4 separate regions of the Homo sapiens genome follow, and regions 1, 2 and 3 are each linked to region 4. A link is a loop called in an ENCODE intact Hi-C map of the cell type or tissue named here. Cell type or tissue: Caco-2. All regions are shown on one strand. Links, peaks and the distances in the headings refer to the core of each region. The heading gives the core; the rest is flanking DNA. Region 1 has its middle 31 kb from the start of PTHLH. Region 2 has its middle 74 kb from the start of PTHLH. Region 3 overlaps MRPS35 (mitochondrial ribosomal protein S35). Region 4 has its middle 62 kb from the start of MANSC4.

What was found. Hi-C counts contacts between places; a loop is a spot of excess contacts. Peaks named below come from ENCODE experiments on the same cell type or tissue, not always from the same donor. Only the 100,000 strongest peaks of a DNase experiment are listed, where the experiment ranks them.
Region 1: it touches region 4 in a loop (4-fold over the local background); 8 of 110 quality-filtered maps call a loop at or near these places.
Region 2: a loop joins it to region 4, with 3 times the contacts of the local background. A loop is called at or near these places in 3 of 110 quality-filtered maps.
Region 3: a loop joins it to region 4, with 8 times the contacts of the local background. A loop is called at or near these places in 10 of 110 quality-filtered maps.

What each region holds. Positions count from the first base shown.
Region 1 is chr12:27,937,338-27,945,774 of GRCh38, forward strand. No RefSeq gene overlaps it. Among named protein-coding and RNA genes, the nearest start is that of PTHLH, 31 kb to the right of the region's middle. In Caco-2, for the core only: a CTCF peak has its summit at 3,683 (motif pointing left); a DNase peak (open chromatin) is centred at 3,644.
Region 2 is chr12:27,894,640-27,903,076 of GRCh38, forward strand. No RefSeq gene overlaps it. Among named protein-coding and RNA genes, the nearest start is that of PTHLH, 74 kb to the right of the region's middle. RefSeq lists an enhancer at 6,636-6,685. In Caco-2, for the core only: no CTCF peak of the experiment used is centred there; DNase peaks (open chromatin) are centred at 3,612 and 4,882.
Region 3 is chr12:27,729,500-27,737,936 of GRCh38, forward strand. MRPS35 (mitochondrial ribosomal protein S35) reads left to right here. Exons shown (of 8, transcript NM_021821.4): 6 at 5,948-6,057; 7 at 8,040-8,109. Among named protein-coding and RNA genes, the nearest start is that of MRPS35, 23 kb to the left of the region's middle. In Caco-2, for the core only: CTCF peaks have their summits at 2,978, 3,178 and 3,768; a DNase peak (open chromatin) is centred at 2,982.
Region 4 is chr12:27,837,938-27,846,374 of GRCh38, forward strand. No RefSeq gene overlaps it. Among named protein-coding and RNA genes, the nearest start is that of MANSC4, 62 kb to the left of the region's middle. In Caco-2, for the core only: no CTCF peak of the experiment used is centred there; DNase peaks (open chromatin) are centred at 3,614, 5,914, 6,194 and 6,632.

The DNA of each region.
Region 1 (8,437 bases), core at 99-8,098, 99 kb after region 4:
AATTGTACACTTTAATTCTAATTATATCACAAAGTTATCTTAAAAATTAATTAGTTCATGTAAATGACTTTAATATATAATTAAGGCATTACAGAATAGTGAGGAAAGGGAAGATTATTAATGGTATTGGGGCTATCTGCTTTACAATTTTGAAAAAGTGATACCTTTACATTTATATTATGATTCAAAATAAATTTTAGAGGGATTAAATATTTAAATAGTAGAATTGGTTTGAAACAGAAAAACTAACAAGAAAGTAGAAATATTAATCAGACATCTATTAGTGGAGCTAGAATAAACTTCTATGCAAAGCAGCAATAGAAGAAACCACCAAGTAAATGATCAACATCAAACTAGATGTGTAAAAATTAAGAACTATTTGATGTAAATAGGAAAACAATAATAAAAAGGAAAATAACAAATTGGCAAAGAACATACTGCAACAAATATGTTGGATAAAAGGTGAATATCTTCACTCTAGAAAAAGTTAAATTATTTGATAAGATATGAAAATAAAGCAGAAGATACAAAAAAAATAAGAGAAAGTTGCACAATTCAAGGCAGGATAAAAGTTGTGTAATAACCCTTACTGTGAAAAGGCTATGTGCTATACTGTTGTGCAGAGACAGGAAACATCCATTTGGTGTTGGGGAGGGAGACAATAAGGAGTAGAGTAAACAAAATGTGGAAAAATATTCGTCTGTGCATGTAATCAAAGGCATGTATTTTAAAATAGCAATTATCTATTTTTCTTCGATTGAATTAGCAAACACTACAATTCTCAAAACTGGAGTGAAGAAAAGGTAAAAGTGGTATATTCTCAAACACAGACAAGCAATGTAGTATCATGAAAAGATTCATACGGTGTTTGGAATTAGGCAGAATTAAAATCAAATGATAATTCTGCCACTTATAAGCTGTGTGATCTTGGTAACTAATACAAGGGTAAATCTATATTATTAACCATAATATGGTGATGTTTCCTACTTTGCAGCATTGATGTGAGAACAAGTGATACTATGTGCAAAGAATGTAGCTGAGTCCTTGATACATTCTAAGCACTCAGTTTATTCTAAGAGTTCAATAAACAGTGACTGTTTGAATATTATAGTTGGTCATGGAAATTAATAAGAAAAATTTAGCAAGTATCAAAAACTATAAAATGTTCATATTATTTGATCCAGTAATTTTACTTCTGGAAATATATTCTAAGAAAATAACCATTAAGACAAGGAAAAAAATTATACTCACAAAACTATTTTAGTGGAATTATCCAGAATAGGAAATGTTTTATAACAGAGGAATGGTTAACTCAATTTAGATGTAACTATTTGCTGAGTGGAAGTATGATGTGGCTGCCGCAAAGAATGGTAATTGTGAACGCCAAGTCATTTCTTTAAAAAAAATTGGTACTTCTGTGTATCAAAGGGCACAATCAACAGAGTGAAAAGGTAACTTACAGAATGGGAGAAAATATTTGCAAATCATATATCTGATAAGGTGTTAATATCTAGAAAATATAAAGAACTTGTACAACTTAACAACAAAAAGACAAGCTGATTTTAAAAAGGATGAAGGACTTGAATAGACATTTCTCTAAAGAAGACATACAAACATATGAAAAAATGCTTAATATTACTAATCAGAGAAATGCAAATCAAAAACACAATGAGATATTACCTCATACTTGTTAGGATGGCTATTATGAAAACAAACAAACAAACAAACAAACAAACAAAAGTAGGCCGGGTGTGGTGACTTATGCCTGTAATCCCAGCTCTTTGGGACTCAAAGGTAGGAGGAAGATAGCTTGAGGCTAGGAGTTTGAGACCAGCCTGGGCAATGTAGTGGGATCCTGTTTCAACAAACAAACAAACAAAACCCCAAAAGTAACAAGATTGGTAAGGACGAAGAGAAATTGGAACCCTTGGGCACTGTTGGTGGGAAACTAAAATGATGTAGCTCTATGGAAAATAGTATGGAGCTTCCTAAAAAAATTAAAAATAGAAGTACCATATGGTCCAGCAATCCCACTTCTGAGTATACATCCAAAAAAGCTAAATGAGGGATCTCAAAGAGATATTTGCCCATCCATGTTTATAGCAGCATTATTCGTAGTAGCCAAGAGATAGAAGCAATCCAAATGTCCATGAATGGATGGAGGATAAGCAAAACACAGTAAATCCATACAATGGAATATTACTCAGCCTCAAAAAGGAATAAAACAGCCGGGCATGGTGGCTCACGCCCGTAATCCCAGCACTTTGGGAGGCCGAGGCTGGCGGATCGCAAGGTCAGGAGATCGAGACCATCCTGGCTAACACGGTGAAACCCCGTCTCTACTAAAAATACAAAAAGTTAGTCGGGCGTGGTGGCGGGCGCCTGTAGTCCCAGCTACTTGGGAGGCTGAGGCAGGAGAATGGCGTGAACCCGGGAGGAGGAGCTTGCAGTGAGCCGAGATCACGCCACTGCACTCCAGCCTGGGCGACAGAGCGAGACTCCGTCTCAAAAAAAAAAAAAGAAAAAAAAAAAGAATAAAACTCTGTCACATACTACAACATAGATAAACCCCGATAATATTATGTGAAAAAAGCCAGTAACAAAAAGACAAGTATCATATCATTCCACTTATGTGAGGTATTTGAAGTAGTCAAAATCACAGAAACAAAGTAGAATCGTGGTTACCAGGGACTGGTGGGTGTAGTGGAGGAAAAGGGGAATTGTTTAATGGGCATAGACTTTCAGATTTGCATGGCGAAAGAGTCTTGGAGATCTGTTGTAGAACAATGTGAATATACTTAACACTACTAAACTGCACTCTTAAAATGGCTAAGATAGAAAACCTTATTTTTTTGCCACAATAATTTTTAAAAAATGAAAACTTCAATAAATATGAATTGAGTGTGTTTCACTGTGCCATGTCCTGTGGTCTGCAGGGAGATCACTTTGGAAAAGAAAAGGCTGGAGGGACCATCAAGGGCCATTTGAGAAGAGCAGGGAGAAGCCATTGACATTTTTTGAAAAAGTTTCTTTAAGACAGGATCTTGCTCCATTGCCCAGGCTGGAGTGCAGTGGCGCAATCATAGCTCTCTGCGTCCTGGGACTCCTGGTCTCAAGTGATTCTCCTGCCTCCATCTGCTGAGTAGCTAGGACTACAGGCACATGCCACTGCCCCTGGCTAATTTTTAAAATTTTTGTAGAGATGAGGTCTTGCTATGTTGCCCAGGCCAGTCTTGAACTCCTGGCCTCAAGAGATCTTCTGCCGTGGCTTCCCAAAGTGTTGCGATTACAGGCCTGAAACACTGCCCAGCCATCCATTGAAATTTTAAAGCAGGAAAACAGAAACAGTGTAAAATAGATTAGAAGACCAGAAAATTATATGTACAACAACTACGCAAAAACATGCCTATGAAGGAAAACGTGAAAAGGAATGAGCTTATAGGTGATATTTTCCTCCATTAAAAAAGTAATTCTTGTTTTTGGCTCCTCTAACCCATAAATGGAATGGCCAGCAAAGCCACACAATCTGAAAGTTCTAAGAGAAAGGAGAGTGTTGCGTCTTCTTCTATACCTACCTTTCTCTGGCTTACTCCTCCAGTCAGGGGAGTACAAGTTGAATTCAAGGCTGAGTGTCTCCTGTGCTGCCACCTCGTGGTCACTCCCAGGCTGTCAGCTGAATTTAAGAGTATGCCAGTAACATGTTTCATGTTAAATAATCAGAGCACAATTTATGAATATGATTGAAATTATTCTAGTAAACAATCTTAAAATGTGTCTCTTAGATACTAGTCTTGATTGCAAGTGGTTGAGGATGAACCTTGTGACCTTTTAAAATATCTTCCAGCTCTGTTTTATGTGGTTTAAAAAAAAAAACTTTTGAAGCTCTGGAAATTTTATATTAATGTGGCATAATTCATACCAAAATTTTTGTTGGTTTGTGTTTTTAGAAAACTTCAATATTTAATAATAATGAAAAGACACTAGAGGTTTTACAAAACGAATGATGAACTTTAGACATAAATATCATGACTAACATTTTTAAGTTGGCAAATTCAGTATTTTCTTTGCCAACCTGTTATTTTGCAACAAGAAACTTCTCAAAGTGATGATCAAATAGTCCTTAGGCTTAAAAGTGGTATATGTTGACATTGAGAAAAAATAATATTTGAATATAAGAAAATCTGTGGTGCTTGCTAATGAATAAGTTTTAAATCATATGGCATGAAGCAAGTATTTTATTCCATAATTTAGAACTATTTTATAATTAATGGGAAATGCTATTTTTTCCAGAAGACAAATAGACCATACATATTAAATTAATGTAAGAAATTTCAACATCTTACCTTATGCATCGGTTTTTTTTCTTCTTTCTTTTTCCTATTTGTCAATTGTAAAGACTATGTAGCAAAATTTTTGACTTTTTAAATTCCCTAATGATATCTGAATTTATGAATTAATCTATATTTTAGGAAAGGCAGAGGCTCTGGACTCAGATTGTCTGCTTCCAATTCTGACATGACCTTTCTGGGCACATGTTCTTTGAATCAATGAGTTTAATGGTTTTCATCTGCAAAATGAGACAATCACCTTACCTACTTCAGAGGGGTTTTGAAGAATTCAATGAAATAATGCATACAATGCCCTTGACAGTGCTCAGTACATAAGAAATGCTCACTCTTAGGCAATATTACAAATGAAGAGAAGCTATGCTAGTGAAAAAGGTCTGTAATTATCACAACATCATAGTACTCTAATATCTTAATAACTTTCACCAGATCAGTGGTGTGATTTCTTTCTTTTTTTTTGAGATGGAGTCTTGCTCTGTCACCCAGGCTGGAGTGCAGTGGCACGATCTTGGCTCACTGCAACCTCCGCCTCCTGGATTCAAGCGATTCTTTTGCCTCAGCCTCCTGAGTAGCTGGGACTACAGGCGTGTGCCACCATGCCCAGTTAATTTTTGTATTTTTAGTAGAGATGGGGTTTCACCATGTTGGCCAGGCTGGTCATGAACTCCTGACCTTGTGATCTGCCTGTCTCGGCCTCCCAAAGTGCTGGGATTACAGATGTGAGCCACTGCACCAAGCTTGGTGTGATTTCTTTAAAACGTGTGATGTGTGTGTGTGTAATGATCTATTTCTAGAAATGTTTACTTAGGAGTTATTTTGTTATTTAGTTGTTATTTTGAAGAAATTACTATCACATATGCATCTCACAGCCTGTTCTTCCTTAGATATGGATTCTACAGTGTTCAGAATAGAAACAAAATGAGTTTGATCCAGAGCATGACCTGTTACACTGTAAAGTTTTAATTAAAAAGACGTAAGCAAAAATTCAAATCCAAATATTACATATCTCAAAAACTGTTCATACTCTATAATATTTAAAACCACTTCCCATACATGAGTGCTAGGTAAAGCTTTAATAACTCTTGAATTAGCATTTTTTTTCTTTTTTTTTTATTATACTTTAAGTTTTAGGGTACATGTGCACATTGTGCAGGTTAGTTACATATGTATACATGTGCCATGCTGCTGCGCTGCACCCACTAACTCGTCATCTAGCATTAGGTATATCTCCCAGTGCTATCCCTCCCCCCTCCCCCGACCCCACAACAGTCCCCAGAGTGTGATATTCCCCTTCCTGTGTCCATGTGATCTCATTGTTCAATTCCCACCTATGAGTGAGAATATGCGGTGTTTGGTTTTTTCTTCTTGCGATAGTTTACTGAGAATCATTTCTATAAACAAGCCTTTTAAATATCATTTAAGTTCTTTAAAGAATTGATTATTGTCCACCATGTTGTTGTATGATTGGAGAAATAGAACAACTGAGGAATCTTTTATGATGTTATGTAGTCATAATAAGTTTAAAATATATGGTACAAATCAGATCCAAACAATATATGGTATGTTATTTGGATACCAAACAATATATGGTACAAAAATCAGAGAGATGCAGGGAACAGCTCAGAGTCAGGAGTAGAGAATAAGGAATTGTCTATGGAGTGTTCTTGAAGGCGATATGTTGGCAAAGTTCTGGATTTTTGGAGAGACTGTCCCGGACAATCAATATATCTCTGAGTCAGTATATTAGTCTCTTTTTTTTTTTTTTTTTTTTTTTTTTTGAGATAGGTTTCTCACTTTGTCACCCAAGCTGGAGTGCAGTGGCACAATCTCAGCTCACTGCAGTCTTGACCTTCCAGGCTCAAGTGATCCTTGCACCTCAGCCTCCTGAGTAGCTAGGACCCACAGGTGTGCACCATTATACCTGGCTAATTTTTGTATTTTTTGTAGAGATGAAGTCTCACTATTTTGCCCAGGCTGGTCTCGAACTCCTGAACTCAAGTGATTCATCTGCCTTAATATCCTAAAGAGATGGGATTACAGGTGTGGACCACTGCATCTGGCTAGTATATGAGGCTCTTATCAAAGATTGAGGCTGGTCAGGAGAAGCTTGATGGATAGAGAATATGGAGTGAGCAGAAATGCAGAATCTGAAATACGTGGTGTGGTCTGGCTGAAGAAAGAGGGTGTGAATGGTGCAGGCACAGTTGCTAAACATCAGAATTAAGCCTCAGATCCAAGTGTTCTCACCCAGATTTGGTGATGCTGAGAACAGGGATGCTCCGCTCATGCAAAGAGCTGCTATGTTCCTTTCATTGATTCAGCACATGTTTATTCAACTTATGTGGCAGAAACCATTCCAGACACTAGGGAACATGACACAGTCCTTGCTTTAAGGAGCTTAGTGGGTGACAGCTATGTGAACATACAATCACAGAACAGTGTGATAAGTGCTGGACAGAATGCTTAGAACAGGGATTTTGGCATTATCTAGACTCAGGCTCTTGCTTTGTAACCTTGGTGAGTTGCTTGACCTTCAAGCCGCAGATTTCTTATCCAGAAAATGGAGGCACTAACAAAACCTATTATATTTGGGTTCTTATGGGATTGACATGCTATGATGCCAGCCAAGTTCTTAACATAATCCTGTCTCATGGTGGTGGGGGCCGGAGGGGGAACCTAATAAATGTTAGCTATCGGGAGGAAAAGCACAGAGCTATGGGGCTCACTACTTGAGAAACAGCGAGTTCAAAGAAGACATAATGGAAGATGTGAGTAAGATGAGGCCCAGAGAAGTTAGCCTGACAAAGGAAAGCACATGGAAGGCTGGGGAGGAGTGTTCAGGGAGGAAGAGTTCTAGAGGTGGGAGAATGAAAGGCGTGTTGAGGGAACTAAAAATAGCAGATAAATGAACATAAAATGGATTCTGGAGAGAGAGGAAGGGCTTTCATTCTGCAGGGTTGCATATGTCAGAGAGTTCTCGAGACTCACCAAGCACACACCTACCTCACTGACATCAGCTTGACCTTCCTTCTGCCTGGAATGCTATTCCCTACATGCCTCTTTCCCTTGCTTCCTTCAGGCCTTTGCTCAGATGTTTCCATATCAGGGAAGTCTTCCTTGACCACCCTACATAAAATAGGATTTAAACAGTATAGGGCAGTAGTGAAATAGGCAGATTCAGGATCCCGACTGCTGGGACTCACATCCCAACGCTGCCATTTCCTGCAGCAAATTACTACACCTTGTTATGCTTCACCTTCCTCATGTGTAAAATGAGCATAATGCTAGTGCTGATGCAGAGAGGTGCTATAAGGATGAAATGAATTAATAGAAGTAGACCCTGGAGAAGATTGCTTGGCACACAGTAAGTACTCAGTAAGCATCTGCTGCTGTTACTGTCACTGCAATAATATTATTCCAAATAGTAAATAAGGCACACAATCAAGGCCATTACATGGTTAAAGTTAGCACCCCGTTCAGTCTGCTCAGTGCTCTCTGTAAGCTGCTGGGACCTAGAGTTCTACGAGGGGGATGATTTTGTCGTTGATGTTATTTTGCTTTTGTAATTGTAATTAGGAAACACATTGAACACGTCAAGAAATATATGGAAGTGTATAATGAATATCTCTATATCCACCACTCAGCTTAAGAAATAAAATGTTGCAGGCCAGGCACGATGGCTCATGCCTGTAATCCCAACACTTTGGGAGGCTGAGGCGGGTGGATCACTTGAGGCCAGGAGTTTGAGACCAGCCTGGCCAACATGGCAAAACCCTGTCTCTACTAAAAAGACAAAAATTGGCTGGGCGTGGTGGTGGGCACCTGTAATCCCAGCTACCTAGGAGGCTGAGGCAGGAGGATCGCTTGAACCCAGGACGTGGAGGTTGCAGTGAGCTGAAATCACGCTGCTGCACTCCAGCCTGGGTGATAGAGTGAGACTCCGTCTCATAAATAAATAAATAAATAAATAAAATAAATAGAATGTTACAAACAGAAGCATCTTAAGGTGTTTTGGTTCTGATTTCTTTATTATTGCCCAACACTAAAAACTTTTTCCTAAGTGAGCCACTTGGAAGCTACTTCCATGGACT
Region 2 (8,437 bases), core at 332-8,331, 57 kb after region 4:
GGGGATCTTTGAGCTTCATGTGTCTGGATGTCCATACGTCTTCTGAGAGTTGGGAAGTTTTCAGCAATCATTTTATTAAACAAGCTTTCTGTCCCTATTTTTGTATCTTCTAGATGTCTCATAATGCAAATGTTTGTTCACTTAATGGTGTCCCAAAATTCCTATAGGCTGTCTTCATTCTTTTTCATTCTTATGCTTTTTTCCCCACTGATTGGGTAATTTCAAAAGACCTATCTTCAAGGTCAGATCCAGTATGTTATTGAAGCTGTCAATAACAATAAGACATTTTTAAAAAGTTTTTCTTATTTATCGCTTAGTTTATTTTGTCTCTTTTTCTTTTGGCCATTTTGAAACTAACTGCTTAAAATAAAAAAGTTCTTCTGATCAGTTTTTTTGTTACTTTATTTAAAAGTTTATTTGGAGAAATTTCATAAAATAAAAAACTTTGGAATGTCTGTGGATACCAACTTTTCATGCTATTTCATTGACCCTTATTATGAAAAATCATTTATAAGTTAAATTCTTATTTTTCTTGAATTTATTTTTAAAATCTCTGGACCTCAGGTGTTGTGTTTCAAAGTTGTGACTTTGCTACCTAAACATATTTAATTCAACATACAACTTGTTATATTGCAATTGCTTATTGCAGCTTTTCTTACATAAGATAAATACTAATCAATGATTATAACAAAATAAAATAACATTTAGTATTTGTTTAAAACTTATGCCTTGTCTCTAGAAGAGGAACTTCTTTAAAAGTAAGTCTTGGTGCTATATTGAGATATAGTTGTGAATTCTTCGTTTTTTCTCTGTTTTCTGTGGAGGATTTGTAGACTAACACAAAGATAAATAGTAGTGAAGAGGGATAAGTAAGAATACCGTGAGATATTCAGCCAATTTCCGGTAGTGTTTGCATCACTAATTAAATGACGAATACCAAAAGTGGGAAAAAGTAATGAAAACATAGAGCTCCATTCTTGCACTCGACACTCAGGCATTTGACGTGATCATATTTAGCTTTTTCAGCAACCCTGTAAGGGATTTATTCCTCATGTTTTAGGTAAAATTCCATATCCAATGTCATACAGCTAGTAAATAATAGAACCTAGATCTGTTTCCAAAATATACAAATTTTTCTGTTTTCATTCAGTGGTCCTCCCAGATGGTAAGGCTATCAAACTGGAAAACATTTTGAAAAATAAATAGAACAAATAAGACTATACATTATGGTTATTACTGGGCTTTTAAAAAATGTTCTCTGTGTATTGTTTACTGGATTTGCTTGCAAGGGCAGGGTGAAATTAAGCAGTACATCCTGATATGGCTGTGCTGTGGAGTTAGGAATATATTTGAGTTTGTTCATGAGAAAAAGTTACATCTTTATGTGTGTATATATACAAATGTACATCTTATGTGTGAATATATAATATATTGTGTAATATAATATATTACACACATATATACATCATGTGAATACTATATTTTATGCATATTTTGGCACACACACACACACACAAATATTTAAAATTTTTTTGAGGAAAGAGATGCCGTCAAAGGGTTCACTCAAAGAAAAAATGTTTTCATTTCCACAGCCAGTGAATACCACTTAAAAATTTTCAAATGCGGCCAGGCGAGGTGGCTCACACCTGTAATCCCAACACTTTGGGAGGCCGAGGCGGGCGGATCACCTGAGGTCAGGAGTTTGAGACCAGCCTGGTCAATGTGGTGACACCCTGTCTCTACTAAAAATACAAAAATTAGCTGGGTGTGGTGGTGGGTGCCTATAATCCTAGCTACCCAGTAGACTGAGGCAGGAGAATCGCTGGAACCTGGGAGGCAGAGGCTACAGTGAACCAAGATTGTGTCATTGCACTCCAACCTGGGCGACAAAGCAAGACTCTCAAAAAAAAAAAAATTCAGATGCATAATTCCCCTTAAGAACATAGAAGAGGCCTTGAAAGAGCTGGGGATTTTCCCTTTCAACTGTCACAAGCTCCTTTTTTTTGGACAGCGACATCATGTTCTTCCTGTATGACCTCTACTTTCATAAACATGCTCATTAAATTTTTTATGAAAACTGAATATAACATTTTCTTTAAGTTAGTGAAAATGTTGTTTCTTCTGTTTTGCCTTCAAGTTTCCTAGTTTTGTAATGATGTCATCTGCTGGGTGTTAAGACATTTTGTACATGCTGAATATGCCTTACCTTTATAAAAGTTCTTCACTCTTGAGTCAATAAGATGTTGGTACTTTGTCTATAGTCAGGCATAAAAACTTGACTTTTATATTGTAGGTAAAATTCTGATGTGATGCTTTAGCACATTTTTATCAATGCTGAATAATCTACACTAACTTGTTTACTAGAATTTGTAGTCTATTTTTCTTCTTTAAAGAAAAGGATACAAAATATCAACATTAGATTTTATTCTGGGTTACTTATGAGAAGAAATGAAATGGCATAAGAAGTCTTTAGAAGACTATAAGAGAATGGGACAATGTTAAAGTCAATATTGAATGACTATCCCTGTGCTATTACTTATATTGTAAATTTTGTAAATTTTAGCCATATTCTGTTTTTTTTTGAGACAAGGTCTCACTCTGTCGCCCAGGCTGGAGTGCAGTGGCGCTATCTCAGCTGACAGTAGCCTCTGCCTCCCGGGTTCAAGTAATTCTCGTGCCTCAGCCTCCTGAGTAGCTGGGACTACAGGCGTGCACCACCACGCCCAGCTAAGTTTTGTATTTTAGTAGAGACAGGGTTTCACCATGTTGCCCAGGCTGGTCTCGAACTCCTGACCTCAAGTGATCCACCCGCCTCAGCCTCCCGAAGTGCTAGGTTACAGGTGTGAACCACCGCACCTGGCCCACATTCTTTAAGTGAAAACATTTGTGTACGTGATACTTCTTAACAGACATTTTTGTATTATTAACTTCCTCTAGGCAAATTTGAATATTGAGAACCCCCCCGGCTGTAATCCCAGCTCTTTGGGAGGCCGAGGCGGGCGGAGCAAGCCGTCAGGTGATCGAGACCATCCTGGCCAACATGGTGAAACCTTGTCTTTATTAAAATACAAAATAATTAGCCAGGTGTGGTGGTGCGTGCCTGTTATCCCAGCTACCTGGGGAGGCTGAGGCAGAAGAATCGCTTGAACCTGGGAGGCAGAGATTGAAGTGAGTCGAGGTTGCACCACTGCACTCCAGCCTGGTGACAGAGTGAGACTCAAAAAAAAAAAAAAAAAAAGCCAGAATTACAATCTTCTAACCTTATATTTAAACCTTTGCCACATAAACATTAAGATGTTTTCAGATATTCTAGAATCATAGAATTTCAAGCTGTAAAGAGTTTCAGAAATCACCTATTAATAATTTGATTTCTTTATTTTGTAGGAAATAGAACTTAGGATCAAAGAAAAGTTGAGTCGTTTTTCTAAGGCAGAACAGGATTAAGGCTGAGACATACTTCTCCATGAACACGTTTCTCCAGACTGGTGCTCTGTCCTTTGGTCTACTGTCCCTGTGATGTTTTGAATTGGTAGAAAAATGCTATGGTCAGATAAAATGAGCAGTTGAGGTCAAAATCCATACCCGTTAAGGTAAATATTTATTCCCCCACCTCCCCAGAGTTACAGTGCTCTGTTTCCAGTGGGCAAAGTTCTTTTAATAGAGTAAGTCTTGAAATCCAAATAAAGTTTGGATTTCAGTTAATAATAATGCATCAACATTGGTTCATCAGTTGTAAATGTGTCACCCATATGAGCTTAACACAAGGAAACTGGCTCCAGGGTAGAAGGGAACCCACTGTACTCTCTGAGCAGCTTTTCTGTAAACCTAAAACTCTTCTAAAATTGAAAATTTACTTACAAAAAGTATCTTTTTTTTGTAATATTAGTGGGAAATTGTTATTTTTCTTTTAGGAGTTTTCTGAGGAAGTACTTTAGATGAATGTGAAGGTGACCAGTAAAGGGAGACTATGAAGGCAAATATTGAAAGTATTTGTTTTCCTCCTCCTCCTTTCAAAGAGTATGCAGTCACAAGAGATCCAGGCGATAGATTAAAAAATATTAGAACAAGAGAGCCTTAACAATCCAAATCCAATAGTCGTTATGCTGTTAAATAGCACAATGTTGAAAATTTTTTGGTTATCATTAAAGCATAGAGGTTGAGGACATTCGAAAATATGATTCCTTCCTTAGTAGCCATTTGCTTGCAGAGATTATATTGATTGATTATGGTGCATGATTCATAGATGATAACATCTAAAGTTTTCTTTTCCATTTCAATTTTTCTCCTCCTAAAATTTAGCAAGAGTTCTTCCCATGCAGATTTTTGGATAGCTTTGGTGATATGAGCAGTTGGTTAAAGTGACAGGGACAATTCCCCACCCCTGAATTCCAGCGGTTTGTGCTACACATTACCAGGATGGTCTATTTGTAAAATCATTTGTAGCATGCTTCATATTCATCTCCATCCTCTCCCTGTTCCCAAAGTTGCATTCTATGACACAACTTTACAAAACGATTTAAATCATGGACTAATGTACATGTAGAATTCAAATAAATCTCCAAGTAAGCCTAGGCCTCTTTGTGCAGGGCTTTGTTTTTAACTGGCTCAAGTCCCTCGCTGTGCCAAATGGTATGACAGCTAGCAGACTTGTTTATCCCTTGAATGATGTGTCAACTCCAGCAGCCCCCAAACTGAGCTATAGTATTACATGGGTGTTGTTTTTTCATGTGAAATCGTCTGTCAGCATTGACTCTGAAGTCAGCAGCAACTTCTCCCTTCATGTTCTCACAAAGGAAAATGTGAGCTGAGTGCGTAGGCTTGGATTTTCAGTCGCTTGCTCAGATGTTGTAACCATGATGACTCTTCATCTATGCATGTTATGGCTCGAGAGCCTGAAAACATAACCCAGGCTTTGTCAACACTGTCAGCTGTGTGTGTGTGTGTGTGTGTGTGTGTGTTGGGGCAGGGGAGGAATTCATCCTCTGCCTCTCTGTACAGCCCCGTCTGAAAATACTTTGCTTCCTGATTCTACATACCCTACGATGGCTTGACCCCATGAATGATTTACTTGTCATACGTATTCTGGAAAAGGCAGAATATCCATAAAGGAACTGGAATCTGACTAATAAGGTAATTTATATATCCATTAAAAATATTTTTTTTGCAAATTAAAACTACAGTGAGATACCATCTCACACCAGTCAGAATGGCTATTATTAAAAAGTCAAAAAATAACTGATGTTGGTGAAGATTCAGAGAAAAGGGAACGTTTATATACTGTTGGTGGGAATGTGAAGTAGTTCAACCCCTGAGAAAAACACTAAGGAGATTACCCAAAGAATTAAAAATAGAACTGCCATTCGCCCAGCAATCCCACTACTAGGTATCTGCCCAAAGGAAAAGAAATTGTTTTACCAAAAGATACCTGCATTTACATAATCCCATATATATATATATATATTTTTTTTTTTTTTTTTTTTTTTTTGAGACAGAGTCTCGCTCTGTCACCCAGGCTAGAGTGCAGTGGCGCGATGTCGGCTCACTGCAAGTTCCGCCTCCCGGGTTCGCACCATTCTCCTGCCTCAGCCTCCCGAGTAGCTGGGACTACAGGCGCCCACCACCGCGCCTGGCTAATTTTTTGTATTTTTTTTTTTAGTAGAGAAGGGGTTTTACCGTGTTAGCCAGGATGGTCTTGATCTCCTGACTTTGTGATCCGCCTGCCTCGGCCTCCCAAAGTGCTGGGATTACAGGCATGAGCCACCGTGCCGGGCCCATAATCCCATATTTCTCAGAGAAAAAAAGACACCTGCATTCGTATGTTTATTGCAGCACTATTCACCATAGCAAAGTCAAAGAATCAACCTAAGTGTTCATCAGTGGTGGACTGGATAAAGAAAATGTGGTATGTATACACCATGCAATACTATCAGCCATAAAAAAAGAGTGAAATCACATCCTTTGCAGCAACATGGATGGAGCTGAGGCCATTGAACCTAAGTGAACTAACTGAGAAACAGAAAATCAAATATTACATATTCTCACCTGTAGGTGGGAGCTAAACAATGGTACAAATGGTCATAAAGATGGAAAAAATAGATACTGGGGCCCCCCAAAAAGGGAAAGATGGGAGGGAGGTGAGGGTTAGAAAATTACCTGTTGGGTACAATATTCACTATTTGGGTGATGGGTTCACCAGAAGCCCAAACGTCACCATAAGACAATATCTCCATGTAACAAACCAGCACCTTGTAGCCCCTGAATCTAAAATAAAATAACAAAATAAAAAATAGCTAAAAATAAAAATACATTCCTTGAGTACACATCCTGTGCTGGACACTATCTTAGGCACTCAGTAAATGACTGAGCTTGGTTATTTAACATTATAGCCTCAAAAATCTGTATCGTGCTAATATCTTCTATATGCTCTTCCACCCTTCTTCACACTGGTCTGAAGCCCAAGAGGCTGAACTACATAGACTATGAGGAAGAGCTTTTGTATTCTCTGGTCTTCAACTGTGTTGGCTAATAAAATGCACCCGGAGGAGACTGGAAGGAAAGGGGAGAGTGAGGTTGGGGTGTTTGTTGTCAGGTATCTTTCTTGGGAGGAATTGTAGGTCCTGTTAAACAGCCTTTTCCGCCCAGTCTTCCCTCTTTAGCTTCCTCCAGGCTGAGGGGTTATAACAGGGTGGTCATTACGAGCCCCAGGGTTCTGCACTATCCACCAAGCGTTCCCTACACCCTGCTCTATTGCCTTGGTAAAAAGTCCCTTGATTAGAACTTCCTCAAATTGACCTTCTGTTTCCTGCCAGCACCCTGACCGATACAGTCATGGTAAGTAATCCTGGGCACAGACCACAGCCCAGAAACTACGGCTTTCACATGGATTATTGGATTTTATTCTCTCTCAAACCCACATAAAGTAAATTCTGGTACCTTAACTGTGACAAATGAAGAAAGTGAACTTTTGAAGGCTTTGGTAACTTCCCCAAGGCCATGTAGGGAGTAAAAGGTGGAATCAGGTTCTATGACTTCTTAACCCATGTCCCAGCTCTCTTTTGTGTCTCTTTAAGTGGGTTGCAGTTCTCCATCGCTGTCATTAACATGCAGCCAGGACAGAATGTCCATCATGCTTTGTTACATCTATATCTCAACATCATGAACTCAGTTCTATTTCTATTCAGTCTTGAGATATGGAAGTAAGAATATACAATTACTTTGGTTAATTATTACAGTTCTGGATTTGAATCCCTGGAACATAAGTATAAAAGAAACCCTGGATCATTAGGATAAATTTAGTTACATGGCATATCAGTGGATTTAAGGGCTTATTCTCCTACTGCAAAAGTTAGAAGAAGAAATTACCTAACTGTAAACCTAATTTTAAACCCAGTTATGAAGTTGACACATGCTGACCTGCATCTCATGTGGCTCAGATGGCTTTGGTAGTCCACGTGGGGATTCTGCTTTATGTCTGTCGTGATGGTAGGCACAGCAGCCAAGGGAAATTTGTTCCCACACAACCTACGACATCATCACTTTCCCCCACAGAGAATTCTCCAGGGTGTCAGTTTTCACACTTTGATCATCTATTATATTATTCTCTGCCTGGATTCTAGACAGATGCTGTAAATTCTCACAAAATAGAAAAAAAATTGAACTTCTTATAGAAATACAAACACACTAGGAGGGAGAATTAGGGTCATTTGTCCCATGTAGGTAAAGCTTTAGTTCCTATTAAAGCATTCACAGAGTTAAAAGATTAATCTTTTCCAAGTTATTTTCCACGTTTGCTGTGCTTTTCCCTCTGCCTGTCCTGTCTTTGTGTACAGTGTAGGTTTGATTTGATTTCTAAGGTTCGTATTGGAAGTCACTCCTTTGGGTTTTTTCCTTGGCATTTTCAAAGGGAGGAAAGAATTTCTCACCTCTGGAGTTCTACTCTGCTGCAGGTAAAGAATTTAGCAGCTATGGGGGTGATAATTAGAGCCAGTAATAATTTGACTGACTTACTAGGCACAAAATTGTACATCAGATCTCTCTTTCATGTTGTAAGATGGTTATTTAAATCTCTACATATGTGGTTTAAGAGATCTACAGTGTCTCAAAGTCACTGGTAAGGTGATTTAGCCAGGGGCATCCAAGTGAATATTGCCGATATAGATTTTTGTGGATGAGCTGCAAACTGTCTGGCAAAAGTCATTTTAGAAAGAATTTCAAAACTTTTAAGTATTGGTATGCAGGGGAAATTCAGAAGCTGGCTATCTCTTTTGGCCGGAGTGTTACAGGAGGAGTCGGGGATTCTTGGGTTCAGGAGGTGGGGCAGCAGCACTGACTGAGAGGACCCCAAGGAGAACCCAGAACAGAGTTCCTCCTGCCCAAGCTAGAGCCTCAGGATCTTCCTTATCTCCTTTTTCTTACTCTTAGATTTAATATCACCTTG
Region 3 (8,437 bases), core at 243-8,242, 110 kb before region 4:
TACTTTAATTGTCTGTGCCTCTAGTGTTTAACCTCAAGTATGAGGTAGGATTTCAGTGAGATAATAGTGTTTATTATGTTAATGGTGTATCCTATTCTTAGATTACTAGCATTTATGAAATTACCTCCTTTGAATTATTGAAGTCATAAATTACATCAATAGGTTTTCAATATACTGATGCATTTCTGAACCCTGGTCAGTTCATAGTGTATCATTCTTTTATTCTACTGCTGATTTGCTGTGCTAGAATTTTACTTAGGGTCATTTGTCCGGATGCCATATTGCTTTGGAGAAACATGAGATCCCTACTGTTACTCACCTGGACCACGCCACGTGCCATTGCACTTCCAAGTGTCTGCCCTAGGAACTTCTAATTTAGTATTTGAAGTCACTGTTTGTTTCCTTTGTCAAAGAAATCTTGGTACACATGGCATATCTTTTTCACACAGCAGTCATGGAGCAGTTACCTGATATACTTTTTAAAATTAAACTTTTTATTTTAGAATAGTTTTTAGTTTACAGAAAGGTTCCAAGAATAGTAGAGAATTTCAGACCCAGGTTCCCCTGTTGTAAACATCTTAAAATATACTATGGTACGTTTGTCACAACTAGTGAATTAATATTGATACTGAATCAATATTGAATTTATTGTTATTAAAGTCCCTACTTTGTTCAGATTATCTTAGTTTTTTTCTAATACCCTTTTTCTGTTCCAGAATCCCATCCAGTTTACAAATCACATTTAGTCATCATAATTTCTTAGGTTTATCTTGGGTGTGATGTTTCTCAGACTTGACTTGTTTTTGATGACCTTAACAGTTTTGAGAAGTACTAGTTGTATATTTGGTAGAATGTCTTTCAACTTGTTGTGTGTTTGGGGAGAAAAACCCCAGAAATAAAGTGCCATTCTCATCACATCATATCGAGAGTATAGGCTATTAAGATGATTTGTTTTGTTTGTTTTTTTGAGATAGTGTCTCATTCTGTCACTTACGCTGGAGTGCAGTGGCACAAGCACGGCTCACTGCAGCCTCGACCTTCCCAGGCTCTGGTGATCCTCCCACCTTTGTTTCCCCAGTAGCTGGGACTACAAGCGCAAGCCACCACGGCTAGCTAGTTTTCGTATTTTTTGTAGAGATGAGGTTTTGCCATGTTGCCAGGGGGTTTTGCCATGTTGCCAGGGCTGGTCTGGAACTCCTGGGCTCAAGTGATACTCTCACCTCAGCCTCCTAAAGTGCTGGGATTACAGGCAGTGAGCCACTGTGCCGGCCATGATTTGTCAGTGATGATGCTAATCTTCATCACCTGGCTGAGGTAGTACTTGTCCATTTTCTTCACCATAAAATTATACTTCCTCCCCTCTTACCCATACTCTACTCTTTAGAAGAAAGTTACTATGCAGAGCCCACACTTAAGGATCAGGAGGTATGCTCCACTTCTTTGAGAAAGAAGTATCACATAAATTATGTACAGTCCTTTTATATGGCAAATTTGTTCATTCTCCCCTATTTATTAATCATTTATTTATATCAGTATGGACTCATGGATATTTATTTTACACTATGTGTCATAATCCAATAAAACATTATTTTTTTGCTCAAATTGTTCTGAGTTTAACCATTGGGAACTCTTTCCAGTGACTCTTCTGTTCCTTTGCCATGCCCCTGTCATTTGTTTTTAAGCAATTTCTTATTTTCTGGCACTACAAAATGCTCTGGGCTCTTTCCCTGTCCCATTCCTAGAATCAGCATTTCTCCAAGGAGCCCTTACTGATGTGCTTTTGATTTGTCTGGAGGGTGACTACTACCTCTTTGAGGTGCCTCCTGGGACCCTCAAAATATTAACTTTTATACTCTGTGTAGCCTGTACTTTAAGCCAGAACATTCAAAGTACACTGAAGAAATGTGTTGAAAATCTATGCAACCATTTTCGCATTATGTACTAGCAAATAAACAATCTTTAATTTCTGGAATTTTCCATTTTCCTCAGTGATATTGTTGATTGATTTGTAGTTTTCTTTCTTTGCTAGGTTTCAGTATCAGGGCTGTACCAATTTTTTTCTTAATTTAATATAACTTTATTTTTTTGAGACAGGGTCTCGCTCTGTTGCCCAGGCTGGAGTCCAGTGGCGCGATCTTGGCTTACTGCAACCTCTGCCTCCATGGTTCAAGCGATTCTCCTGCTTCAGCCTCCCAAGTAGTTGGAATTATAGGAATGCTCCACCACACCCAGCTAATTTTTGTATTTTTAGTAGAGATGGGGTTTCACCATGTTGGCCAGGCTGGTCTTGAACACCTGACCTCAAGCGTTCCTCCCTCCTTGGCCTCCCAAAGTGCTGGGATTACAGGTGTGAGCCACCGCACCTGGCCTGTGCCATCTTTATGAAGTGAATTATGAAGCTTTCCAATCTTTTTTATTTTGTAGAACAGTTTAAATACACAACAATATACTAAGTTCTTAGATTGAAGCTGTTTTTAAATCACAAAGACAGTATATGTTTACTGTATAAAATTTCAAAAATCCCAATAAAAGAAAAAAAAGAATTGAAAGTTCAGCCATGCTTGTACCATTCCACAGGTTCATATTTTTAAGAACATATTAAATGTTACCTATTTTTCATAATAATGGTAACAACTACAACCAACAGTTGTTGAGCTCTGTTGTGTGTTGAAAAATCTCTGAACTGAGAGTCAGAAAACCTAGATCTTAATTTACGTTATTCACCTCAAGTTTTGTGGGCCTCCGTCTTCAGTCCTAGAATTGACATCCAATGTCCCTACTGGTTCTAAGTTTGCTTATTTTATTTCACACAAAAATAATCTCATTGCTTTATTTGAAGGATGGCACCAGATTTCATTTCTTGTATCATGCTTTTCCTCTTGTCCTCTCTGTGCCTTGTGCTAGCCTGTGATGCCTTCATTGCTCCCTTGTACCCCTTCTGCTGACTTCATGTCTGCCCTGCTAGACTCTGCACCCCACCTGCTGGCTGTTGAGGCTCAGTGGTGGTGTCCTGGATGTGCCATGTAGTTCAAGGGTAAACGTAGGTCAAACAGGTGGACTAAAGCACATGCAGTCCAGCATGATTAAAGCAATATCGTGAAGGTAGTCAACTGTTAGAAACTACTATTGGACATACTCAAATGTTTTAATGCACAGAAAAAAAAATTTTGATAGTCATAAAAGTTTAGGATTAAAAACAACTTATATATAACTTTACTTCAAAAGTGCTTTATTCTATTAATCTCATTTATTTCTGACAAAAATTCTGGAATTAAGTGTTCTTGAGGAAACTGAGTCTCAGGGAGGTAACATGATTTAAGGTAACATTAAATGGCAAATCTACAAATCAAACCAATTCTTGTCTTTTATGTAATACCAGCATTCTTTAACTAACCACATCATACTTGCATATAGAGAAAATATTTCACAAGTTTAGACATTTCCGAATTTATGTAGCTCTTTTTGTGTTAAAATGTAGTCATTTGAAGATATATATATATATATATATATATATATATATATATATATATATATATATATATCCAGCACCTCCTGTGATTTGAAATATCAGTGTTATTTTGGGGATAATGTTAACAGTATTATATCGATTCTTTGAAATGTAGCAACTGAGGGCAAAATATCTAAGTACTTTGAATTTTGATAAAAGACAGTGAATGCCACTCAGCCCAGGTTAAAGTATTAGCCCAGATTAAAGACTACAATGTTGCAGTGCCTTTGAGTGCTACCAGGTGGCGTGAGTGCACCACACAACTGTTCCTGAAATATTTATGATTTTTGGCATAAACTCCATATAGTTATTGAACATTAAAATGTTAATGTTAATGTGAGTTTTAAATTAATGTGAATGTGATCTTACATTACACGTTGCAGTAATGATCAGCTTTGCTGCCTTTTTTTGGACCACTTCTTATATAAAAAGCTAGAATACTTTAAGCTTTTGAAACTTTTAAATTTATTGTTAGACATTATTATGATTTCATTGAAGGGAGGTTTAAAAAAGGCAAAATCACAACATTCTCACTATCCTAATGTAAAAACTATTTATTTTTCTCTCCCTGTTCCCTCTTATACATGCATATGTGCATATATTTGTGTATTCATAATCATAATAAAGGTATATTTTATTTTTTGTAAAAAATTCTTCATATTGGTTTTAATCAGAGTATAAAATGGCTTATTTTATCTGTCAAGTCAGTAACCTGGTAGTTGATACATTCTCTTTCCAGAAAACTGTGGTGATTCACATTGTCTAATTGAGAGTTAATAGTCAGTATTCATATTACTTGAGTTGTTTTTAAGAGTGCATTTATATTTATCTATTTTCTCTACTTCAAATACAAAATACAAAAATTCACAGTGCTTTAAAAAACAATATATCCTCCCTTTTAAAAATTTATGTATTCATTCAGCAAATATTTGTTGCATGCATTTTAAGTGTTAAGCCATTGCCAAGAACGAGATAGCATCATTCTTACCCTCAAGGGTTTCAAATCAGTGGGGAAAAAATGGGAAAATAAATAGGCTACTATACTGTGATGTCTTGAGGGAAGTGTACAGAGTTATTGAAGCTACAGAAAACCAAATAGATTTCAAAATCCTATTTAGCTTTTTTTCTTCTTGATATAGTTACAGCTCTTTTTTATTCTTAATGCTCTCCATAGAAGATTAACCTATACTTTACCTTATTTAACTGTATTCTGGTGTGTAACCTAACCTATCTTCTTTTTTTTTTTTTTTTTGAGGCAGAGTTTTGCTCTTGTTGCCCAGGCTGGAGTGCAATGGCGCGATTTCAGCTCACCAAAACCTCCGCCTCCTGGGTTCAAGTGATTCTCTTGCCTCAGCCTCCTGAGTAGCTGGGATTACAGGTATGCGCCACCACACCTGGCTAATTTTGTATTTTTAGTAGAGATGGGTATCTCCGTGTTGGTCAGGCTGGTCTTGAACTCCTGACCTCAGGTGATCCGCCCGCCTCGGCCTCCCAAAGTAATGGCATTACAGGCATGAGCCACCGTGCCTGGCCTATCTTCTTGTATCAAATGTATTCATCTCTAGATAATACCTTTAGCCCATGCCCTTATTCTCTGCAAATTAAAAATTGTGTTCATTTGTTCTAGCACTTCCCAAAATATGTCTAAGGAAGACTACTGTTGTGAACCGTTCCTTGAAAAGTGGAATCTGACGTCAAATAAATTTGAGAATCATTGCATATTAACCCTGCATTTTGAAATTTCAAGATGCTTATTAGCATATTATCTGTTCTAAAAAATGCTACCTTAAAAAACCCAATTTACCTCGGCATTTCCTAAACATTTTCAACAGAAAGAGCCTTTTAAAAAAATTCTTCTTAGCCTGTGGGAGTAGTGTTAACATTTTGAGAAACGTTGAGCTAAATGAATTTTTCAATTGTTTTGATCCTTCCCTGATGCTGTATTCCAGCTTCCATGAGATATCTGTAGCTTTTAAAAAAAGCTTGTTGCAGTGATACAAGTCTCATAATTGCATGGTAGAACTTGTAATGATGCAAGTCTCATAATTGCATGATAGAAATTTCTTAAAGCCCTTATGTTTTATCTATTTATTTCTATATTCCAACTTAACTAACGCTAATTGAGTTTAATTCTATTAGTGCTACTCGTAAGCACCATAATTTCATTTATTTAACAGATATGTCGTTAGTTCTTTCAGGGAAGGCATTAATGCCCAGAACTTTCAAAGAACTTCAAACAGTATGTTGCCTTCCCTTTTTCTGTTTCCATGAGTAAGATCAGGGTTTATAATATGTCCCAACTGCTTGCTCTGTATAGAAAGGAGTTTGGAAAGCTTTCTTTTTAGTGGATTTAATGTTAATAGGAATAACATTGCTACCTTTTTTTCACTAAACAATTATATGAAATTATTTTTTCAAATAACTTTTCTTATTTTTAAGGTAAAGCTTTCCAGTTTGAATTTAGATGATCACGCAAAGAAGAAATTAATTAAACTTGTAGGAGAGCGATACTGCAAGACCACAGATGTGCTTACCATCAAAACAGATAGGTAATGGAAAAAATGTTCAGCCGACTGGTCACGTGTGTTTCCTCATTGTCCTCCAATTCCTTGGCAGTCCTTTTTAAAGAAACTATATTGAAGATGGGGGAGGGCGTAGCCTTTTCTTATTAAGCAGAGTTCTCTAATTCATATTTTTAATATCCTCACACTGGCCTACTATTGCTGTGATCTTTATGCAGCGGCATGCTTAGCTAATTTAATGTTATTTTTAACCTTGATTTTAATATTTCCATGTATATAAAACTCAAGAGAGAGATTAGAAGAAAAAAGTGTGGTTTGCTAGTGATTAATGCTTAAGCAGGCTTTTACACATTCAAAGCATATAAAAATCTTGTAGTTCAAAAGTAAAATTATTAAATGATCTATGGATCTATTTGGAAATTGATGAAGGCACATTCGTAAATAATCAAAATCTCAGAGCCAGGACAGATGTTTATAAAGGCAATATTAAATTTATCATATATGAATTTATAAATTGCGTCATTTTTTATTTGAAGTAAAGAAAGGTTATTGGTATGTTTTCACTAAATGGCTATTTTATTTTTAGAATTATACTTTAGCTGTTTCCAAATTATGTCAAAATATAAAAAGACCCACTTTTAGAGATAAGTTAAGTGGGCCGATCTGCTGTCTTCCTGCTCATCCCTGTTTGAAAGCATTTGGAGGTGTCAGTATCGATTAGGTCTCATGATTTGCAGTGGTGGGAAGAAGGAGCCTGACACACATGCAGAGATTGCAACAGTGTGGAGGCAGAAAAAGCTCAGGACCATGGTTTGTGATTATTACCATATGGGAGAAAGTAGATTTGAAATATATTAGGAATAGTCTTTTTACTATCTTCAGATAATGTTGGCTTTTCTAGTTCATGCAACTTTAAAAAATGCCTTTAAAATGTTATTGTTTGAAATTCTGTGAGTATCCAATAATGTTGCTTTTTTTTTTTTTAGGTAGTTTTACAAGTGTTAGTGTATGGATATGTTTTATGGTAACTATTTAGAGTAGAGGACTTAAATAAATATAAGTACAGAATAAGCAGTATAGTTGAAGTTATTTGTCATATGATGGTTTTATTTGATATTTAAAGAAATTGGAAGTAATCGTATCTTTCTGTATATTATTTTATTATCCTTAAAGCTCAATGTGTCATCTCATGTATGTAGAAGTTTTACCTAATTTTAAGTTATTAGTTCCATTTTAAATACAGCAGCAACAGCACAGCATTGTATAGTGTAACTCATTTTTAAAAGAATCAGCTCTAGGAAAACCAAGATTAACATCTATCATCTTTCTATATCTACTTCTTATTTTTATTTTTAAATTTTTTTAGAGATTGAGTCTCACTCTGTCACCCAGGCTGGAGGTCAGTGGCACAGTCATAGCTCACTGAAGCCTTGAACTCCTGGGCTTATGCAGTCTCCTGCCTCAGTTTCCCAAGTAGCTAGGACTACAGGTGCGCATCACCATGCCTGGCTAATTTTTTAATTTTTGTAGAAACAGGGTTTTTGCTGTGTTGACCAGGCTGGCCTCAAACTTCTAGCCTCAAGCAACCCTCCCACCTCACCCTCCGGGATTACAGGCATGAGGTACATGCCTAGCTCTATGTCTACTTTTTAGATGAACTCATCAGATATGTTCATGCTATCTGGCAGATTCTTAGCACTGAGATGGTGAAGGGAACTTATATTGGACACAATCCTAGTAAAAGTAGCGTAAGCTATTGTTACATACAGATAACTCCATTAGTAATGAAAACAAAGAGATACTCGAAATTAAGTTAAAATAACACCGGTGTTTAGCTTCCTCAAGTAATGAACTACAAAGACTATTTTTATTCCAAAAACAGTTTTCCTAAAGCAGAAAAGGAATACCTGAAAACATTATCTTCTGTATTTAGTATATTGCATATTTTGCAAATTTTTCTGTGTACTGAGTTTTTAGAATTTTGACTTCTCCCGCTTTCTCTTTAATAGGTGCCCTTTAAGGAGGCAGAATTACGATTATGCAGTGTATCTACTAACAGTGTTATACCATGAGTCTTGGGTAAGTGTGTGTGAATATTTAATGATTTTGTCATTGTAATTTAGATGATGTTAACCTTTCAAAATACTCTTTGTGGCAAGTACTCAACTGAGTATTTTGTGAACTGCTGAATAATCTAAGTATGTATGAAATGTCATAGGTAGCTTCTACTGACTTTAAAAGTAAAGGTCTTGAAATAGGATTATTCAGTTCATCTCAGGACCTTGCTAAAATCATATTCCTAAAATGCCTTGAAACTTCAGAGTTTTTGACTTTGTTTTTCTTTTTTTGACTTTGGGTGAAAGTTGTCAGCTATGAAGAGAATAATAATTATCTGTATAATTTGAGA
Region 4 (8,437 bases), core at 88-8,087:
ACAACTTTTTCTTCTTCCTGGAGGTAATATTATTATAGTGACTTCAACTCTTCATCTGTTTTTCTAGGATTATATGATGAAGTCTTCCTATACCTTTCAACAGCTTCTTACAAAGCTTATGAATACATTTGCCTGCACAGTTAAAGTCCTGGACATTTTCTTACTTCCCTTCCCCTCACCTCCACCTTCAGGGAAGGGAAAGATCTGAAGGCATTATCTGTTTATTCTGCAGAACCTCACCCCCACACTTCCCTGTGCTTCATGACTGTAGTTTCTCTGGGGAAATGTTGCTAGGGAGAAAACCCTTGTATCTTGTGGTGGGGTGGAAGATGGAGAGTTCCTGACAGTGTAGCATGGGGGTGGGCCTAGGGTCTGAGATAGACTTTCCTTATGTAGACTTTCAGACAGGCCTTTTCTTTTCAGTGCCTTGGCCTCATTCCTAACAGGTACCTTGAATTCTGAGTTTTCCTGGATTTGCTTCTCAAACCATAGCTTGCCCCTACTTCCTGCATCCCACCATTTCAGCACTGGTTTTGACTTTCCTCCATCAGTTAAGCAATCCACAGTTCTCTGATTTACTTTTAGCATTTTGATTCAGGATTATAGGTGATTTTAGTTTCATCAAAAACATAGAGTCCTCTTTCTGTTTCCTATTTTCCTTGTTTTCAGATGACTTTTCAGAAGGGATTGGAAATGTCTTTGCTCTTCTAACTTGGAAATGGATGCCTTTTATAGACTTTTAAAGAAGGCTTTGTTTTTGTTTTCTGGCTAGCAGTACATGGTGTGACAATCCACGTGGTCTTTGGCCCATAGGGATTTGCAGAATTCCTTTATATTCAGGAGATGCTTTGGTTAGGGATCTTTGGTAGCAAATAAAGGAAACCAACACTGATTAACTTAAGCTCACAAAATCCAAGGACAAGCTGAGTGTTCAGGTCTCAGAAGGGGCAGAGGCCAGGAGAACTACAACTACAAGGATCTCAGTAGGAGGAACTAACCAGCTGTTTCTTCACTGGGCTGTTTTAGAAGGATTGCACCCAACAATTCCTGTTCTTTTGTCACTTCACTGAAGAGTCAAATTGCAAGAAGAGAAAATCTGATTGTCCAAACTAGGATCACATGTCCATTGCTTAAGCATTCTTAGCCAAAATACAGGGGAAGTGATATTGGCAGTCAAAACAAAACAAACAAATAAATAGATGTCCACGCAGGTGATAATTTTATAGGGTTGGAGAGGTTAATGGAAGCTAAGTTTGCTTTTTTGAGATCTTTCAGGCAAAATTCTCCTTGGGACATGCCAGTGCTATTGGCAAGTCACCTTTTATTATAATGTGCCTGGCTGGTACAGGCTGCACACACTTGGAGAAGCATGGTGCACTTGCCACCATAAACTCATCTGAATTCTCTTAAGTAGGACTCTCTTGAAATGGTTTCCATAGGATATTTTGGGCTAGGGTTCTTTGGAGCAGAATTACGAAATCTTTCTAGGAAGAAAGTGCTTTTATTTTTTAAAACTCAAGTTTGAACAGCATCTTTCTAGGAAGAGTCCCTGAGATAACCGTGCTGTTTTCAGTGGGGAAAAAGTTTAGTTCTTCACTCCAGATTCCTGTGAGGACTCAGGGTCCTGTCTCTCACACTGCAGGGTAGTCACCATAGTAATTTATGAACCATAGCTTCAGGATCAGCTTGACTTAGCATTTGAGAAAGGGAAGAACAATCAAGTATGTTTTCTTTTCTTTTCTATTTTTTTTTTTTTTTGAGACAGAGATTCACTCTGTTGCCCACGCTGCAGTGCAGTGGCACAGTCTTGGCTCACAGTAACCTCTGCCTCTGGGGTTCAAGCAATTCTCGTGCCTCAGCCTCCTGAGTAGCTGGGACTACAGGCACATAGCACCATGCCCAGCTAATGTTTGTATTTTTAGTAAAGAAAGGGTTTCTTCATGCTGTCCAGGCTGGTCTTGAACTCCCGAGCTCTAACAATGCATTCACCTCAGCCTCCCAAAGTGCTAGGATTACAGGCGTGAGCCACCGCACCCGGCCTCAAGTGTGTTTTCTAAGTCCTTCTCTTTGCAGATCAAATGGTAATCTTTGCAGCCAAGCACCCATCTAAAATAACATCAATATTTCAGTCTCAAGAGGCAAGCCAGTCTTAAAAGTTTGTGAACTGTCAGCACAATTAAACCAAGACTCTGGCATGGCACAAAGACATTTCCCAGAAACTTTAGGCCCCAAAGAAGACTTATGTCAAACATCAGATAGAATAGTTTCAGATTTCTCAAGAAAAGGAAAATTACAGTAATATTTATAAGAGGAATCAGTACAAATCCAATGTTTTCCTAAAGTCATCAGTTCTCAGACTTCAGCATGAGAGGGCTTTTGAATAAATAATGTGGAGTTAGTGTGAATATTTGGTGTTTGGAAAATTTATTAGCCAAATTAACCTCAGAAACATTGCCCTCTTCTGGAAGGCCTTTTACATAGCTTTTCTGCAGAGGTATAATAATGCAATATGAATTTAATGAGGAACATATCTGTACCAGATCTTTTTCTAAACCCTGCCAATCAAATGTACATGTTTAGTCCTTTCTAACAATACAAATGGAAATGTCACCTTTGAAATGCTGCCAAAGTTAGGGCCTGAGAATTACAATACATGCAGACTATTTTAGCTGTTTTCAAAATACTTGGCATTTAGCAAATTATGTGAAACAGTATTTATCTTCGTTAGCTTAAGCAATCTACAGTATCATCCTCATTTTGCAGAAGAGGAAGCTGAACAAGCTAGAGAATATGAGAGACAAGTATTGAAACTAAAGAAAGATTAAATGAGGCAGGCACTAAAATGACTTCAGTTTGTGGATCTGAAAGTGGGCCCCTAAGCCCTGCTTCTAAGAAGCCAGAAATTGCTTAGGATAACGTGGCCTGAAAGTGGTAAACCAAATTCAGCAAAGAAGAAAAGTGGCTTGGTGGCTGGCGAGATAATACAGTTGGCAAATTGTAAGTCTTACTGAATTACAACCAAGATAGGAAGTGATGATTTTTCTTGTTAGATTTTTAAAAGACAATGACACTGAAAGGGGGTTCAGTCAGTCTTGTCAGCTGAGTGTCCTAGAAGGAGGGGGATAATCATCTTGGGCTACAACCAGCTGAAACAAGGTACCTTGCCCTGCTGAGGTATGAGAGGTCTAAGCAAGGAATGTGTCCCATTCTGATGATAGCGTCAACAATTCCACGATGATGGATAAAGTCTGACAACTTCTGGATTAAAACAAATTCTTGAATTCTCACCCCAATACACTATCATGCTTTTTTGTTTAATATGCTGCAAATTCAGTTCAGTGAACATTTTCTGAGCACCTCCAATTTTTAAAAAATGAACCCTAGTGTTACTATCAATGCTTCTAGAATATTTATAATAATAAATTTCTTGTGAAACATAGCAGGCAGGTCATTAATCCCTTTTAAAGTACAATTTAATGCAAGGCTTCATGACAGGAAGTGAGCATGATAATAAAAACCTTTACTGCTTAAAACCACACTTAATATTTTTACGACCCAGTCGGCCTGACAAAATATTCTTTGTGAGTCATCACTTCAAAGTGAGGGCCTGGGGACTACTGAAGACATAACAGCAGGCCTCATGCCCATTGTAGACAGCCCCTCGAACTTGAACTGCTCAGGCAAGAACTTTCAAGTAAGAAGAAACACACCAGAAGGTCACTACAGAGTGTCCTTGTGTATCCCATGGTCTAGGAAGCCATGTGACCAGGTGCATTTATTTTCAATCTCTCAATCATATTTTTGACAGCTTAGCTTTTGTATGGTTTTACCTTTACTCATAACTGACCACATTCTACTGACTAAAGAGATCATGAAGCCTTACGTGGTCCTATATAGTTTGTGTAGAGCTTAAATAATTATGTCAAGTTCATTACAATAAACGTTTAACCTGGAGCCATTTGACAACTGTGGGTTGAGGGGAGAAACAGTTTGCAATGAAACACTCATTAGTTGCCTTAGTTTTTGGGAAATGGTCAAGACAGCCTTAGCATGTCTTTTAAACCAAAATAAGAGCAAATAAAGGAATATAGGAACCTCTTTGACTTGTGTATAGGACTTTCTAACATTATTACTACTACAATAATACATATTTTTGATGATCTCTTTTCTTATAAAGTTCCAGGGGTTAGAAATCCCACCGCTGGCATTGATACCCTTAAAAATGTTTCAAATTCTTCACAGTCAGAAATATTTTCTATCTGTCTCTTATCTAAATCATACAATTTGTTACTTGAAAGCCGTTTCCTCTTCTATTTATTTTATTTTATTTTGAGGCAGTTTCTTACTCTGTCACCCAGGCTGGAGTGCAGTGGTGTGATCTCGGCTCACTGCAACCTCCACCTCTCAGGTTCAAGTGATTTTCCTGCCTCAGCCTCCTGAGTAGCTGGGACTACAGGCATGCACCACCACGCCTGGCTAATTTTTGTATTTTTAGTAGAGATGGGGTTTCTTTATGTTGGCCAGACTGGTCTGGGACTTATGACCTCAGGTGATCTGCCCGTCTCGGCTTCCCAAAGTGCTGGGATTACAGGTGTGAGCCACTGTGCCTGGCTTCCTCTTCTCTTTGGATTCAAAGACAATGGATTCACTCATCATCTAAAAATTATTGATTGAAACATGTTTCATGTACCAGACACTACTCTAGACACAGATGATTGAGCAGTGAACAAATAGGATCCCTAGACTGGTGGTGTTTACATTCTGGCAAATGTTGTCTTACATGGTGGAAACCTTTTTACATGTGAACACGACCAGCCAAGCTCTTCTGTTGCCCATCTGGAACCTTCCATGTTTCTCAAAGGAAGCCACTTATTAAAGCTAAGTGGTTCTTATCTGGCTTTCGTCTCCTCTCTCCACAAATTTTCAATCTCTTTTCCCCACTATCTGCTGTTCCCAATACACTGCCTCTTGTTTTTCATTCTTCAACTATCCTAAAAAAAAAAAAAATTAGAAAGTAAACACACACACACACACACACACACACACACACACACACAAATCCCACATAAACAGATGCTTGCAATTATTCTCTTCAGGAATAAGAGCAATTTTGAAATCAGGAGCTAGACCTATTTCCATTCCTACCTGGGTTCATTTATTCATTCATTTAGCAAGCATTTAAAATTATGTATTTGTAGAAATGTCTAAACTGTAGAAAAGTTTAAGGAGAAAATAACGCACCCTCATATTCCCACCATCCAGAATTAACCACAGTTAACATCTTGGCATAATTGCTTCCAGTCTTGTGAGCACTTCATGTGGAGTTGTAAGAATAACCGTAGGTGAAGCATGGTGGCTCACGCCTGTAATTCCAGCACTTCGGGAGGCCGAGGCGGGTGGATTGCTTGAGACCAGCCTGGGCAACATGGTGAAACCCCGTCTCCACAAAAAAAAAAATACAAAAATTAATTGGGCATAGTGGTGCGTGCTTGTAGGCCCAGTTACTTGGGAGGCTGAGATGAGAGGATCGCGTGAGCCGGGGGAGTGGAGACTGCTGTGAGCTGTGATCACACCACTGCACTCCAGCCTGGGTGACAGACTGACACCCTGCCTCAAAAAACAAAAACAAAAAACCCCAACAACCCTAAACCTAATAATAAATGCTACCCCTGTTCATCAGCACTTAACTCCATAACAGTACCCATTAGGTGCTTCATTATACTCAATTACTAGGAAGAAGAGGGAATGGTTTTCATGGAATTTCCTCAAAACCTTGTTTCTTGAGATGCAGCTGAATCACATGTGGCAGCCCTTGTTGCAGAAGCTTCGCATCCCAACTCCCACTTCAGGGTCCTCGCCACACCACCACAAAGCTTGTCTGTGTACACACGAGCATAACCCGGCAATGGCTCTTCTGTTATCTACAAAATATTTGGGTGTGGGTTTGGCGGTTGGACGCTACTGAACTCAGGCTCTTGTGAACTCAGACTTAACCGCAAATGATTAAAAACACACACATACTCTTCTCTCTCTCTGTAACATACACACACATACACACCCCATTGGCTAAAATAATTAAAAAATGTTTAAGATAAATCATTTTTGACAGTGATTGCTCCTGGGGGAGGGGTAGCAAGTTACACTGGGAACTGCCCCAATTTCTTCCCAACTCATGTATCCACGGGCTGGGAGGAATTTCCCAGCAAGCCTCTCCCACCCATTTGATCCTCTGGCAGTCTTGTTTCAGGGATTAAGTCTGTCTGAGTTCAGTTCTGATAAGTGACACAGAGGGAGAGGGTTTCAGTGCTTCTCATGCCTTTTGCAGGGAAAGGGATTTTTTATTTTTTCTGTCCCTGATGAGGTTGTGGTGGGGTGTTAAGGAGGGCAGATTAGCTCCAGGTGCAGCCTGTTTCATTCCTTGCCTTGCCTTCTCCCCTCAGCCCTGAACCAAGTATAGGATCAGACATGTTTGGCTTGCCTTTCCCCCTGCCCAAGAGGGAAACCATGCTCGCAGAGCTGATGGGGCTGACGGCAGCGACAGCCCTGATCCGGAGCCCTGATCCGAATCCCTTGTTTGACTACAGTCCAAGTGTTTCAAACAGCAGGTCTTTCATAGCTGGGAAAACCCCAAGCTAGACCTGCTGGACACACCGCACAACCACATACAGCTCAGCTCATGTCAACAGAACTGATAACCAAATTGGGCTTCTTGGCTTCCTGTCCCGGGCAGCCTTGCCAGCCCGCTACCCTCCAAGTCCCAATTAACAGGCGGCTACGCTATAACCATAAGGGGGGAGTGGAGGGTTTGTTTACCACATAGTTAACAGGCAAACACAACTTAATCACAAGGAAAACAGCTTTTATGAGAATCATCTTGAAGTCCTTCTACAGCCCTAATAAACCATCCAGGAAGCCAAAACCCAGAGTTCTCTTCGATTTCGTCCCTTAGGAGAAAGGCCAGTGGGGACAGGTGGAGAGACATATGGTCTTGCTTTTTGACCACTTACAGCTGCCAGATGAAGTGAACGTCTCTTCCCAGTCTGAAGGCTTCTCCAGGTGATCGCTCTATGTGATCCTTCTGTGATGGGCTGCAGGTGACCTTGAACCGCAAGGTGGGGAGGGAATGTGTCTTTTCAGCAGAACCCACTGAGCACCAGGCACTTTGCACATAGGCTCTCAATCCTTATTCCATAATTGTACGGAAGACCTTTGTCTTCTTTCTACAGAGGGGAAAACCAAAGCTTGGCCAGATCGAGTAACTTTAGAAAATTACACAGTTTAAGGGCAAAACTGGGATTTGAACCCAGGTCAGATGGACTCCAAAGTCCATTTCTTTCTACTCCACATCTACCATCAAAGGATCTGGATTCCAGCTTTGGGTCTAACAGTGATTGGTCATGGGATACTAGGCAAATCTTTTAACAGCTTAGCACTAATTTCATTATCAGTAAAATGTGGTTGTGGGAGAATGAGATTTGTTAATGTAGACTTGTAAAGCCTTATGTCAAGCCCAGTGGTATTACTTGCGCTAAAGAAAGAAGCACTCCAGGGCTGGACAGTGGCCTCTCAGAGTCCCAATTTATTACTGCAAGCCTTGTTGGTTGAAAATTAAGAGACTTGATATTTTATTTGAAATTCTGATTTTTTTTCTTTTTTTAAAAAAATGTTAAGTTCAGGGGTACATGTGCAGGATGCGCAGGTTTTGTACGTAGGTAAATGTGTGCCACGGCGCTTTGCTACACCTATCAACTCATCACAGGTATTAAGCCCAGCATGCATTAGCTATTTTCCCTGATGCTCTCCCTCCCCCGGCCCCTTCCTGCCATGCCCCAGTGTGTGTTATTCCCCTCCTGTGTCCATGTGTTCTCATCGTTCAGCTCCCACTTATAAGTGAGAACATGTAGTGTTTGGTTTTCTGTTCCTGAGTTAGTTTGCTGAGGATAATGGCTTCCAGCTCCATCCATGTCCCCGCAAAAGACATGATCTCATTCCTTTTTATTGCTGCATAGTATTCCATGGTGTATATGGACCACATTTTCTTTATCCAGTCTATCATTGATGGGCATTTGGGTTGATTCCATGTCTTTGCTATTGTGAATAGTGTCATAATGAACATAGGCATGCATGTATCTTTATAATAGTATGATTTATATTCCTTTGGGTACATATCCAGTAATAGAATTGCTGGGTCAGATGGCATTTCTGGTTCTAGATCTTTGAGGAATCGCCACACTGTCTTCCACAACAGTTGAACTAATTTACATTCCCAATAACAGTGTGAAAGTGTTCCTATCTCTCCGCAGCCTCACCAGCAACTGTCGTTTCTTGATTTTTTAATACTTGCCATTCTGACTGGTGTGAGGTGGTATCTCATTGTGGTTTTGATTTGCATTTCTCTGATGATCAGTGATATTGAGCTTTTTTAAATATGTTTTTT